Regions from separate parts of the Homo sapiens genome. Here region 2 is linked to region 1. A link is an interaction called in ENCODE POLR2A ChIA-PET data of the cell type or tissue named here. Cell type or tissue: OCI-LY7. All regions are shown on one strand. Region 1 has its middle 21 kb from the start of SCIMP. Region 2 overlaps RABEP1 (rabaptin, RAB GTPase binding effector protein 1).

Region 1 (4,000 bases):
CCTCGTGATCTGCCTGCCTCAGCCTCCCAAAGTGCTGGGATTACAGGTGTGAGCCACTGCGCCCGGCTGAGCTTTTCTGATTATATTATCGTTACCACTAACCCAACCCTCAAAAACTGGACATGGGGCTTGCAAAGATAGACAGATTGAATATAAACTAATAAAGCCAGCACAAGCCACAAAAAAGGAAATAGCAGACCTGATGCTTCTTCTCTTCATAATAGAAGTCCTTCGTTAGCCACATTATAGGTAAAAACATGATCTCATCAGATCTGCCAAAAATCTGGCAAATGAGCAAGAGGGAGTGAGAGAAATTATCAAAAAGAGTGTTTGCAATACATTTGTACATCCCTTATCACTAACAATGCCTTTCACCTTCAGTATATAGTCTGTCCTGAGAAAAATAATAATAGTCGTATGAGTAATTATAAACAAATAATTGGAATAGTTGGCAGCGTGTGCTCAAAAATGTTTTGTTGTTAGTGGTAAAATCACCTAACTCAGGAGATCATTCCAATGCCTGCAAATTTCTTAATGAATCCAGGACTATTTTTTAAAACATTTTTTATTTTTTGAGATAGGGTCTCACTCTGTTGCCCAGGCTGGAGTGCAGCAACTTGATCATAGTTCACTGCAGCCTCCAACTCCTGGGCTCAAGTGATCCTCCCACCTTAGCCTCCTGAGCAGCTGGGACTACAGGTGCATGCCACCACACTCAGCTAATTAAAAAAAAAATAGAGACAAGGTCTCAAAATCCTAGGCTCAAGCAATCCTCCTGCCTTGGCCTCCCAAAGTGCCAAAACTATTCTTGATCCCAGCACAATGTGTGACCCAGAGTAGGTCCTTAATAAATATTTGTTCAGGCCGGGAGCGGTGGCTCACACCTGTAATCCCAGCACTTTGGGAGGCCGAGGTGGGCAGATCACGTGAGGTCAAGAGTTCGAGACCAACCTGGTCAACATGGTGAAACCCCATCTCTACTAAAAATGCAAAAATTAGCTAGGCGTGGTGGCAGGCACCTGTAATCCCAGCTACTCAGAAGGCTGAGGCAGGAGAATCATTTGATCCCAGGAGGCGGGGGCTGCAGTGAGCTGAGATCACGCCATTGCACTCCAGCCTGGGTAACAGGGTGAGACTTTGTCTCAATCAATCAATCAATCAATCAATATTTGTTCGGTGAGTTAGTGAGTGAATGAAGGCATTCAAGATTAGGAACTTGCCAGTATGCCCAGCCTTGCCTCACCTCATCCCGGCCCCCAATGCCATTTCACCCTAAGTGCCCAATATCCAGACTGCTTACTGCTCCCTCAGAGTCTTCCCAGCCCATCTGTCCGACCCTGGCACACCTCTCTCAGCTTATTCCTACAAACCCTTTGGGACTTGAGTGTGAATGGAATCTTTTCTAACAAACCTTCCCTGACCCAACCTCTGCCAGATCTGGGCTGAAGACCCCTTTGGAGCCCTTTTCATATTGTTCGTAATTTTTAGTTTTATTTTTTGGGGCCCACTCCTTGAAGGCAGGATGTAGGTCTGCCACCAGAGTTTCTTTTTTTTTTTTTTTGAGACAGAGTCTGGCTCTGTCCCCCAGGCTGGGGTGCAGTGGCACAATCTCAGCTCACTGCAACCTCCACCTCCCCGGTTCAAGCGATTCCCCTGCCTCAGCCTCCTGAGTAGCTGGGATTACAGGCATGCGCCACCACACCCAGCTAATTTTTGTATTTTCAGTAGAGACGGGGTTTCACCATGTTGGTCAGTCTGGAGCCACCAGGGTTTCAATGAATATTTGCTGGATGAATAAATAAATGGAAGAAAGAATGAAACAGTTGGCTTGGGCATGGTATTCAGGCACAAGTTTACTATTATGATGTCAATCAAAGGCTCGCAGATTCCTCATTAGGTAGAATAAAGTTTACAGGAACCCATCCCTTACTGATGTTAGTCATTTTTCAAGGCTCTAAACTTTGCCTCTGGCCTTGGTTTTGGCACCCATCTTTCTCTGGACCAAGCTGTCTCCTACCACACACCCCTCTTCTCCCTTCCCCTTCTCTCTGTCATCAGATTGCAAGCTTGTACCCTGAGGGCTGTCTCAGGCAGCAAGGATCTGGATCTACAGGCTTGGTGAAGGCACAATTCCTAGTCTCTTGCCTTGAGCACACACAGGAAGTCAGCCACCCAGCCACAGTTATATTTAGATTCCTGTCACCTGATGGGGTCATCTGTTAATCAGGGCATAGTGGTAGGTGCAGCATTTTGGGAGTAAACTGAGGTAGGACCAAGGTAGAGAGGAAGTGAGCAGAAAAGTCAGGTACTGACTCCAGGCTCTTTGGCAGGATGAATATTCATGGCTTACATTACACCTAGAGAGATAGAAGGCAGACCAAAGGAGGAACTTGACTTGAGAGAGAAAACAGTTCTTGGCTTGGGCAGGGTAACGGTGGTGCCCCTGAGAGCAGCAGGAAGAGCTGGCCCCTTGGGGCCTCTTGCAGTCCTGAAGGCCAGTTGGGTGCAGGAGCAGGAGCACGGGCCCCTTTGCTGAGTGAGCGGGGCCGAGTGAGTGGTTTTTTTCCATAGGCAGGAATACCCAGCTGCGGTCAGCAGAAAGAGCTGTGGTCACAGGACCCTGTACACAGGGTAGAAACCAGAAAGAAGCAGACATAGCAGGAATTTTTTTTCAAGCTTCCAAGAGCCTTCTCTGCCCTCGATTTGGTTTATCAAATGACTGCTTTGGGAGCTGGGGGACGGGCCCTAAATTGTCATGGATCCAGTTGCTTCTCCCTCCTTTTCTTTTTCTAACCTCGCCTTCATTTCCAAATGACCCCCTTTTATTTCTAGAATCCACCCCCACCACTATAGTAGGTACCTTGCAAGGAGCTCCTGCCCACACTCCTTTCTTTGGCATCCAATCCATTCCAGATCCTGCTGACAGTGTTGGCTTCCCACAACCCACTCCTTTCTGAAATGCTCGGGTGCTGGCCCATCACCGGGGGATCGTCTACACCCCTCCGTCTGGCTTCTGAGTTCTCCATGTTCTGACTGACACTCACCCTTCCCAACCCCAGGCTCACCTTTCTTTCTTTTTTTTTTTTTTGACAGCTTTATTGAGTTATGATTGACATGAAATAAACCGCACCCATGGCCAGGCGAGGTGGCTCGTGCCTGTAATCCCAGCACTTTGGGAGGCTGAGGCGAGTGGATCACAAGGTCAGGAGATCGAGGCCATCCTGGCTAACATGGTGAAACCCCGTCTCTACTGAAAATGCAAAAAATTAGCCGGGCGTGGTGGCATGCGTCTGTAAACCTAGCTACTCAGGAGGCTGAGGCAGGAGAATTGCTTGAACCCAGGGGGCAGAGGTTGCAGTGAGCTGAGATCGCACCATTGCACTCCAGCCTGGGTGACAGAGCGAGACTCCATCTCAAAAAAAAAAAAAAATCAACTGACTATATATGTGCAGGTCTATTGCTTGACTTTCTTTTCTGTTTCACTGATCTATTTATGTATTACCTGCAACAATAACACATTGTTTTTTTTACTGTAGCTTTATGAGAATTCTTGAATCAAGTAGTAAGTCCTCCAACTTATTCTGCTTCAAAGTTATTTTGGCTATTCTAGGTACTTTGCATTTCTAAATAAATTTTAGAATCAGCTCATTCTACCAAATAAAGCCCACCAAGGTTTTGATTGGAACTGTGTTGATTTTGTAGATCAATTTGTGGAGAATTGAAATCTTACCAATATTGAGTCTTACGATCCATGAATATGATAGAACTTTCATTTATTTTGATTTTCTTTATTTCGATTTTCTTTATTTCTTTCTTAATTTTTTTTTGACAGAGTCTTGCTCTGTCACCCAGGCTGGAGTGCAGTGGCATGATCTCAGCTCACTGCAACCTCCGCCTCCCAGGTTCAAGCAATTCTCCTGCCTCAGCCTCCCCAGTAGCTGGGATTTCAGGCACGTGCCACCATACCTAGCTAATTTTTGTATTTTTAGTAGAGACGGAT
Region 2 (4,000 bases), 100 kb before region 1:
CCTGTAAATCCAACACTTTGGGAGGCTGAGGTGGGAGGATAGGTTGAGCCCAGGAGTACAAGACCAGCCTGGGCAACATAGAGAGAACTCCTTTCTACAAAAAAATTTAAAAATTAGCCAGGCATGGTACCACACGCCTGTAGTCTCAGCTACTCAGGAGGCTGAGGCAGGAGGATTGCTTGAGCCCAGGAGATCGGGGCTGTAGTGAGCTGTGATGGTGCCACTGTACTCTAGCCAGCCTGGGTGGCAAGAACGAGACCCTGTCTCAAAAAACACAAAACAAAAGACCCCACATCAGACTACTACATTGGCAATAATATCTTAAAAATGTTTACATCCTTGAATTCAGCAGTTCTTTTTTTTTTTTTCCTGGAGACAGTCTCGCTCTGTCACTCAGGCTGGAGTGCAGTGGCGCATTCTCAGCCCATTGCAGCCTCCGTCTCCTGAGCTCGAGGGATTCTCATGCCTCAGCCACAGTGAGTAGCTGGGACGACAGGCGCCAGACACCATGCACGACTAATTTTTGTATTTTTAGTAGGGATGAGTTCCGCCATGTTGGCCAGGCTGGTCTCAAACTCCTGGCCTCGAATGATCCGCCTGTCTCAGCCTCCAAAAGTGCTGCGATTACACTTGTGAGCCACCATGCCCGGCCAGGCAGTTCTTTTCCTAAGAACTCACACTAAAAAATAAAATAAAATAAAATCAGATGCATCCATAATGATTTTTGTACAAGGAAAAATTATATATAACATTATGACATTACTTATAACGAAAAATTGTATAGTAGTAAAAAATGGAACCAACTTGACTATCAGTGTGTTAATCACGCTTTTCATTTTCTGTATTTCATAATGTTTTGATTTACTGGAGGCCTTGCTGGCTGTGAAGAAACTGCTTCCCAGGACTAGCTAATTTCTAGAGATAATAAACAACTCACCTAACTGTAAACATGCCTTTCACACACAAACCATTCAATCCCAAACCCATATCCCAACCACCTCCCTTACCTAAGTCACACACCGAGCCAGTATTTCCCCTGCCCTAAATGAACCCAGGGCCAGTTCCAGACAGCTAAGAACAGACCCTATACCCCAAAGGCTGCTGGAATTAATTACCAGCCAGTCCTAAACCCTCTGCTCTGCTCCACTTTGCTTTTCCCAAAGAAACCACAATAATAGCTATGGCCCATGCTTTTCTCTCGCTCCTGCTCCTGCCTCCTGACCACCTCTGGTGCTTCCCTGCTGTGGCCATGCAAGGTGTGCTGTACCTCTGCTTCCAGGAGAACTGTGAGTAACACAAAACTTTTTTCAGGGGCATTGAACTCCCTATGTCATCACTCAGTCACCATTATGAATTAAAAACCAGGCAGAAGCTGGAAACGGTGGCTCACACCTGTAATCCCAGCACTTTGGGAGGCCGAGGTGGGCAAATCACTTGAGGCCAGGAGTTCGAGACCAGCCTAGCCAACATAGTGAAGACTTGTCTGTACTAAAAATACAAAAATAGCTGGGCGTGGTGGTGTGCACCTGTAGTCCCAGCTACTCGGGAGGCTGAGGCACGAGAATCGCTTGAACCCAAGAGGTGGAGGCTGCAGTGAGCCAAGATCACGCCATAGCACTCCAGCAAGGGTGAGACAGCAAGACTGTCTCAAAAAAACAAAAAAAGTCACAAATCAATTAGTAGGGAATTGGTTAAAAGAATTATGGTACATTGACACGCTGAAATTCTGTCAGCCACTAAATATCATTTCAGGGAAAAACATTTAATGATGTGCCAAAACCTTAGAGTAGATTTAAGTTGGGGAAAAAATTTGCACAAAACACTATGTAGTTATAATCTAGATTATGTTTTAAAAGTGCAAATAGAGCCAGGCATGGTGGCTCAAGCCTGCAATCCCAGCACTTTGGGAGGCTGAGGTGGGTGGATCACGAGATCAGGAGTTCAAGACCAGCCTGGCCAACATGGTGAAACCCCATCTCTACTAAAAATACAAAAATTAGCCTGGCGTGGTGGCTCATGCCTGTAATCCCAGCTACTCAGGAGGCTGAGGCAGGAGAATCGCTTGAACCTGGGAGGCAGAGGTTGCAATGAGCTGAGATCACGCCACTGCACTCCAGCCTGGGTGAAAGTGAGACCCTGTCTCAAATTTAAAAAAAAAAGTGCAAATAGAAACACATGTGTTCCAGCCGGGGCAACATGTTGAAACACCGTCTCTACAAAAAATTAGCTGGGCACGATGGCGGATGCCTGTAGTCTCAGCTACTCAGGAGGATGAGGCAGAAGGACCGCTTGAGCCCGGGAGGTCAAGGCTGCAGTGAGCCAAGATTGCACCACTGCACTCCAGCCTGGGTGAGAGTGAGACCCTGTCTCAAATTAAAAAAAAAAAAAAAAGAAATATGTTAACATATGTTAACATATATATTATCTCTGGAAAAGAAAATAAGGAAAGGAAGAAAGAGATACATACCAAAATATTAGTTGTTACCTCTGGGTAGGATGATCTATCAGTTATTTTTATTTTGAATGGTGTTTTCTATACTTCCCAAATTTTCCATAATGAACATTTTGTAGAGAGAAAAGCATATTATAAGCATCAGGTTAAAGAAAATGTGAGGTCTACAAATTTCAAATATCTTTAGCCATAAATCCAACTCTCCAAAGCATCTCAGATTAACTTTTGTGTGTGTGAGACAGGATCTCACTGTCATCCAGGCTGGAGTGCAGTAGCAAAATCTCAGCTCATTGCAACCTCCACCTCCCGGGTTCAAACAATTCTCATGCCTCAGTCACCTGAGTAGCTGGGATTACAGGGATCCACCACCTCGCCCAGCTAATTTGTGTATTTTTAGTAGAGATAGGGTTTCACACCATGTTAGCTAGGCTTCAGATTAACTCTAAACCAAGAGTTGTGTCATTATTCTCAATACAAAACAATTATATTCAACATTCAAACTGCAAAACACCAGCTCTGAAAGTCTACGGATCTGTTAAGAGAGAATCAAAAATAAAAATACTTCTCTGTAAATCACAACAAATGTCCCTTTCCTGTTTTCCCACTTTTCAAACATTCCTGGATAGATTACTGCATGATGAAAACACTATGTAATCATTGGCTGTACCCAAAACTTGAGACATTCTCTTGGGAGTCTAAATATTTTTAAAATGCACAGCAGAATTAGACCAAGTGGTTCCCAGTCTATGTCCCAGAACAAAGAATGAACAAAACAACTTCAATATACAGCACTTTTTAGTGTCTACTAAAATTTTTTTTAAGTTTTTCTTAAACATCAAACAATCTGTAAGCATGGGCATATATATAACCACCAGGATGTAGATTATGTATGGCTCAAAGTAAATCTGCAAAGTAAATAGAAACATGATACCCCTGAAAGTAAAGACAAGACCTGTATCCAATTTAAGTGCAATTCATTCACCAGGCCAGGAAAGGAGGTGCCGCAGGGAAGTGAGTGTGATTCTAAGCCGCAGGGACAGGCCACATGAGCATGAACAGTAAGTGCACAGGTCTGGCTACAGAGAGGTGGAGAGCAGTAAGTGAGGCTGGAAGGGCCATTCAACTGTGAATGCCCTTGTATGCCATGCTAGGGATCTTGGGGGATCTTAGTTTTTATTCTAAAGGCAATAAGAGAAGCAGTTCCTTCACTGATAACAAGATGAGCTTTGAAAGATGAGTAGAAGGATTTCAATACTCAGAAAGGCAATGGGAGGAAAGTACTCCAAATGAAGGAACCAACAGACCAAGTGGGAATACAGCCCAAGATGATGACCAACATGGCTAAAATGTAATCCAGATGATGAAGGGCCTTAATTGTCAGAGTGAGGAATGTGTGCTTAATTATATAGGTAATGGGAGTCAATGGTAGTTTTTGAGTAGGGGAGTGGCCTGACTGCAGCTGCACTTAAGAAAATGAATTTGACAGTAATGCTGAGGACGCAGTGGAATGGGACAGGTTGAGGCAGGAAACCCAATGAGGAGGCCCTT

The links. Peaks named below come from ENCODE experiments on the same cell type or tissue, not always from the same donor. Only the 100,000 strongest peaks of a DNase experiment are listed, where the experiment ranks them.
Region 2: POLR2A ChIA-PET joins it to region 1 with 7 read pairs; 6 of 35 experiments call an interaction of 5 or more read pairs at or near these places.

The regions. Positions count from the first base shown.
Region 1 is chr17:5,253,549-5,257,548 of GRCh38, reverse strand. No RefSeq gene overlaps it. Among named protein-coding and RNA genes, the nearest start is that of SCIMP, 21 kb to the right of the region's middle. RefSeq lists an enhancer at 2,526-3,031. In OCI-LY7, no CTCF peak of the experiment used is centred here; DNase peaks (open chromatin) are centred at 2,188 and 2,418; H3K4me3 peaks cover 741 bases; H3K27ac peaks cover 1,139 bases.
Region 2 is chr17:5,355,041-5,359,040 of GRCh38, reverse strand. The region is part of intron 8 of RABEP1 (rabaptin, RAB GTPase binding effector protein 1); the gene reads right to left. Among named protein-coding and RNA genes, the nearest start is that of NUP88, 63 kb to the left of the region's middle. In OCI-LY7, no CTCF peak of the experiment used is centred here; no DNase peak of the experiment used is centred here.